2 separate regions of the Homo sapiens genome follow, and region 2 is linked to region 1. The links are chromatin loops, found by intact Hi-C in ENCODE. Cell type or tissue: dorsolateral prefrontal cortex. All regions are shown on one strand. Links, peaks and the distances in the headings refer to the core of each region. The heading gives the core; the rest is flanking DNA.

The links. A loop is a pair of places that touch in the nucleus more often than their neighbours do. Peaks named below come from ENCODE experiments on the same cell type or tissue, not always from the same donor. Only the 100,000 strongest peaks of a DNase experiment are listed, where the experiment ranks them.
Region 2: it touches region 1 in a loop (4-fold over the local background); 2 of 110 quality-filtered maps call a loop at or near these places.

The regions. Positions count from the first base shown.
Region 1 is chr15:96,843,329-96,846,251 of GRCh38, forward strand. No RefSeq gene overlaps it. Among named protein-coding and RNA genes, the nearest start is that of SPATA8, 61 kb to the left of the region's middle. In dorsolateral prefrontal cortex, for the core only: no CTCF peak of the experiment used is centred there; no DNase peak of the experiment used is centred there.
Region 2 is chr15:96,788,552-96,791,474 of GRCh38, forward strand. No RefSeq gene overlaps it. Among named protein-coding and RNA genes, the nearest start is that of SPATA8, 6.6 kb to the left of the region's middle. In dorsolateral prefrontal cortex, for the core only: no CTCF peak of the experiment used is centred there; a DNase peak (open chromatin) is centred at 1,643.

The DNA of each region.
Region 1 (2,923 bases), core at 151-2,650:
GGTAAACTTCATTGTTATCTTTTTTTTTTTTAAGATATGGCCACAGCCACTCTAACCTTCATCAATAACAACACTGATCTGTCAGCAGCCACAACCATCAAGGCAAGGTTATTACAATTGGGCTATTATAATATTCCAGGTAAGAGATGATGATTTCTGGAAAAAAAGATTATGACTGGGAAAAAGATTACCACCTCCTGAAGCCTCAGATGATGATTAGCATTTTTTAAGCAAAAAGGTACTTTTAGTTAATTTATTTTTATTTTTAATTTTTTTTGGGGGGGACAGAGTCTCGGTTCAGTGCAGCCTCTGCCTCCCAGGTTCAAGCAATTCTCCTGCCTCAGCCTCCCCCAAGTAGCTGGGACCACAGGCATGTGCCACCACTTCTGGCTAATTTTTTATTTTTAGTGGAGAAGGGGTTTCATCATATTGGCCAGGCTGGTCTCAAACTCCTGACCTCAAGTGATCTGCCTGCCTTGGCCTCCCAAAATGCTGGGATTACAGGTGTGAGCCACTGTAACCAGCATTAATTAATTTTTAAATTAATTTAATCTAATGTTCTTCTTTTTAGACACACTGCCATTGCACACGTAAGTATACACTTAAGTATGTATATATTTATAGTATATACAAAACTTTTGTGTGTACTGGGAAACCAAAAAATTTCTGTGACTTGCTGTTCCAATATCTGCTTGATTGTGGTGGCCTGGAACTGAATCTGCAGTCTCTCTGGTGTCTTGTGTATCTCATGTGCTTCAGGAACAGCACGTAGGCCACAGCAGTGGATGTGCAGAGATGTGGATAAGGCAGGGAGAAAATCAAGTTGGAGAAGGAGTCTGGAGCCAGCAAATAGAGGGAGTTGAAGGTCCACGTCAAGGATTTTAGATTTTATTCTATGTATATTGGAAGGCATTTGAGGTGGTGGGGAGGGGAGAAACTCCTGACTTTTTACCAGAAACCCGACGCTCGTCATCGCCATCTTCACTTTCTGATGCTCTTATATTCAGTCACAATTCTGGTTTATGTGACTCATTCAATATCGCTCACATTTGTGTATTTCCAGCAACCATCATCTCTTGCCTCAGATATTATAATAGCCCAATTATAATAACCGTCTCATTCACTGTTCATTCTGCAGCAAAACCTGATTGTGTTTAAAACCTCTCAATGGCTCTCCACTGCTGAAGTTGACCAGACTCAAGCTGGCATTCTTGCTGGGTCCTATCACCCTGACCACCTCACTGTCCCTTCAGTTTCTTCTGTCCCCTCTCTCTTTCTGTGCTTCATCCTATTGACCTTTTTTTCTATTATTCAAAGAAGAAATAGTCCTTCTTGTCTCTAGGCCCTTTTCCTTTTGCCTCTTCTTCCTACAATTTTGCTGTAATGCATCTCCCAAATATCAGCTTAAATGTCTCTTTCTCAGGAAAATGTCCTGGACTCTCCAGAAAGACCCAGATCCCTCTCCAATACGCTGATAGCACTTTGCACTGCTTCTTCATGAAATTCACCAGAATTGTAATTCATGGATAATTGCTTTCTTATTTGTTTAATGCCTGTCTTCCCTGTAGCACTCTAAGCTTCCCAAGTGCCGGGAATATCCATCTTTAGCCTTGTATTCTCGTTGCCTGCTCCAGAGCCCGATACACAGCAGGCCTTTGATACATACTTACTATATATTTACTGAATGACTACATCGCTCAGTGAATGCACTGTTGGAATCTGATAGCACTTCTGGTGCTGGCACATGGTGGCAGTCGATTTCATGTCCTCTTTCATTTGATCGAAATTTCAGTTTACCAAGGGAAAGAAGCTCTTTTATTCCCCACCACATCTGGCACCATTGAGTAGGCATGGAGCTTGGACTTGATCCCTTGGAAGAGTCACATCACCTAATTAGACCAATCCTGGCTAGAAGTAGAATTGGGTTACTATTGAAAGCACAATGAATGAATGAGGGCCCATCGATTATCCATTTTAGAATCCCCTTTGGCATTCAATACTCCTTGTCCCTCAGTCTCAAAACTTTACCTCTCCTCAGATTTTTCTATCTGACCAGTAATTCTCTATCTACATCTTAAATACAGGCATTCTCCAGAAGCTTCTCCTCAGATCCCTCTGTTCCCCTCCCCTCAGGCTATGAAACACTAGCTCTAAATAGGTGTGTGGCCCCCACGTTTGTGTGGCAAGTTCCAGCGTGTCTGCTGAGGTCCAGAATGTTTGTGCTGGATGTCCCGTGTGGTGTGAAGTTTCATATAGCCACTAGCTTCTCCTCATGGCACCACAGCAAAAAATATAAAACAGAACTTAGGAACAACAGCTTAGGGGACTCTTTGACTTGTCCTTATCCTTCTTTGCCTGTGTTCTCTAACTTCTCTCACATCTGCCTCCGTCTTGCCCGTTCCTGGTACCACCTAAAGATAAGTTCTTTACTTTTTATTTTTTTATTTTTTTTTTATTTTTATGTTTTATTTCCATAGGTTTTTGGAGAACAGGTGGTGTTTCATTACATGAGTAAGTTCTTCAGTGGTGATTTCTGAGATTTTGGTGCACCCATCACCAGAGCAGTGTACACTGTACCTACCCAATGTGTAGTGTTTTATTCCTCGCCCCGCTCCTATCCTTTCCCCCAATGCCCCAAAGTCCATTGTACCATTCTTATGCCTTCGCATCTTCATAGCTTAGTGAGAACATATGATGTTTGGTTTTCCATTCCTCAGTTACTTCACTTAGAATAAGGGTCTCCGATTTCATCCAGGTTGCTGCAAATGCCACTATTTCGTTCCTTTTTATGACTGAATAGTATTACATGGTACACATATACCACAATTTCTTTATCCACTCATTGATTGATGGGCATTTGGGCTGGTTTCATGTTTTCGCAATTGCAAATTGTGCTGCTATAAACATGCATGGGCAAGTATCT
Region 2 (2,923 bases), core at 298-2,797, 55 kb before region 1:
ACTGTGGCCATATACATGATTATTCATCTATCTTCCCACTAAAACATCCCTAAGACATTTTAGAATAATAGCTATAAAGATGGTAGTGAGATCAAGTGAACTTTTCTCTCCACGTATTTGCCCATATTTTATACATGTTTTATATTAAACAGATATTGTTTTGGTAATGTGAGAAACTATCATAAGAAGAATGCAGTCAGAGGTCAAAAGCAAGTGGTAGAGTCCAAAGACTCTACAAATTCCAGCTTTGCTACTTACTTGCTTGATGACTTCTCAACCTCAGTTTGCTGAACTGTAAAAGTGAGATAATACCAAACTTTTGTTTTTTGAATCAAATGAGCCAATGTGTATCAAGTTCTTGGTGTAGCCCAGTACCTAGTATATCTTTAGTACATAGTCACAGCTCTTATCCCTGCTGGACTGTGAGTTCGAGGGCAGGACTGGATCTCTTTTCTCCTTTATCTTCATCATGGAAGATAGTCAAAAGTTATTCGTTAAATGAATGAACGAATGAAAAATTTATTTAATCCCAGATCTGTTATTCCAAAAGTTAGATTATTTCTCGATACTGAACATATTCACCTAAAGTCCCTTTTGGGGTCTGCATGTGTATATGTTTTTTAAACAGACTGGCTTTTGTGTGTGTGACAAAATGCCTGGAGAGCCTTTGACCCACAGAAGATGTTTCATGCCACCTGTCATAAGCCCAAATGTATCAGTCCATTCTCATACTGCTAATAAGACATACCCGAGACTGGACAATTTATAAAGAGAAGAGTTTTAATTGACTCACAGTTCAGCATGGCTGAGAGGCCTCAGGAAACTTAAAATCATGGTGGAAGGGGAAGCAAATATGTTCTCCTTCACATGGCATCAGGAGAGAAAAGAAATGAGAGAATGAGTGCCGACAGAAGTGAGAAGACCCTCATAAAACCATCAGATCTCATGAAAATGCACTCACTATCAGGAGAACAGCATCAGGGGAACCTCACTCATGATTCAATTACTTCCCACCAGGTTCCTCCCAGGACACGTGGGGACAATGGGATTACAATTCAAGATGAGATGTGGGTGGGGACACAAAACCAAATCATATCACCAACCACACACATGTTCCACTTTTGCCCTTAAGTTTTTATGACTTTCTAATTATCTCAGCACACATATCATACCTCTGTTTATAACTCTGACTCCATGGCAAGGTTACTCCCATATTAACCATGGCTTTTCTACTTGAGATTTGATGTCAGTATTGACGAGGGAATGAGAGATCACAATCAAAAGATTGAAAAGTGACCAAAACCGAAAACACACCACCACGCAGTGTTCCCAAGTCCCACCTGGATGGTCCATTCAGCCTGGAAAAAGCATATGCTCTGCTCTAAATTTTTTGAAAATGTGTATTATTTACCTATTGCTGCATAAGAAATTAGTACAAATGTAGCAGCTTAAGAAGGTAGATATTTAATACCTCACCATTACTGTTGAGCAGGAATCTGGGCATGACTTATCTGGGTCCTCTGGCTCAGGGTCTCTGGTGCCACAGTGAAGGTGTTGGCAGGGCTGGAGTATCTTCTGAGACTCGACTGTGAAAGAATCCACCTTCAAGCTCATGTGTCATGGGCAGGATTCACTTCCTTACCGAGGGCTGTTGGCTGGAGGCCACCTTCAGTTCCTTGTCACATGGGCTTCTCCATAAAGAGGTTTACTTCCTCAGAGCCTGCTCAGGGAGAGTCAATAGAGTTTGCAAGCAAAATGAGCAAGAGGAAAGTTACAGCCTCATGTAACATTATCCCAAAATTAATATCCCATCATCTGTGCCATATTCTAAGGCTTAGAAACAAATCACAGAACCACTCAAGGGGAGGGGATTACATAAAGGCACGAACACCAGGAAGTAGGGATTCTTGAGAAGGCCACCTACGAGCCTACCAACCACAGAGCCCAAAGGGGATGATTGTAAATTTGTGTTTGGTCAAAACCAGTCCATCATAACTCACATTCTGATCATAGCCAAGTCATAAGGAAGTGACAAGATCAGCCATAAGTAACTCGTCACCACCTTGTGCTGGGAGAATGTTGCTGAGAATACTGTTGTTGTCACTATTCAGTGCTCCTAGATGAGATTCCATGGAACAACCACTTTGAACTTGACTTTGAAGGGAAAAATTCAACTTCCCTTGAGAACTGGAAGTTTTAATTTTTCTCCTAAGATTAATAACCATGATTCCCTTTTAGCCTAGTTAAGCCTGGAGGCTTAACTATTATAACTGTAACTCTTCTATTTTCTATTTCACATTTGTTTGTTGACCCTCGCTCTTCCCTTTCTTGCACATGTGTTATTTTAATTTGTATTTTATAGTCATGTCATTACATATACTCTTATTGGAAGCCACCTAAATGGGGTAGGGTATAAATTAAGGGGGACTGAGGTTGGGTGGGTTTCGACCTCAACATTTAGTGTGGTCAACACAGAGTAGAGGTGAATTCCTGAACCTCTGTCTGCACATTGAGTAAAATACCTGAATGTTCTGTACTTTACCTACTCTTATTATAAAGGAGAAGTTACGTTGAAAGTAATTTTTAAAATGTTGTTTAAAATATTTTGAAAAAAATCATCAAAGTGAATTGTAGGTTAAAACTTACGTTTTTGGTTGGTTTAGTTGAAATTGGGTTTTAGAGAAGAGGCAATAACTAGAGTCTTTATTTGGACATAAAACACTGGCTGGGCGTGGTGGCTCACGCCTGTAATCCCAGCACTTTGGGAGGCTGAGGCGGGCGGATCACGAGGTCAGGAGATCAAGACCATCCTGGCTAACATGGTGAAACCCCGTCTTTACTAAAAATACAAAAAATTAGCTGGGCATGGTGGCATGCGCCTGTAGTCCCAGCTACTCGGGAGGCTGAGGCAGGAGAATGGCGT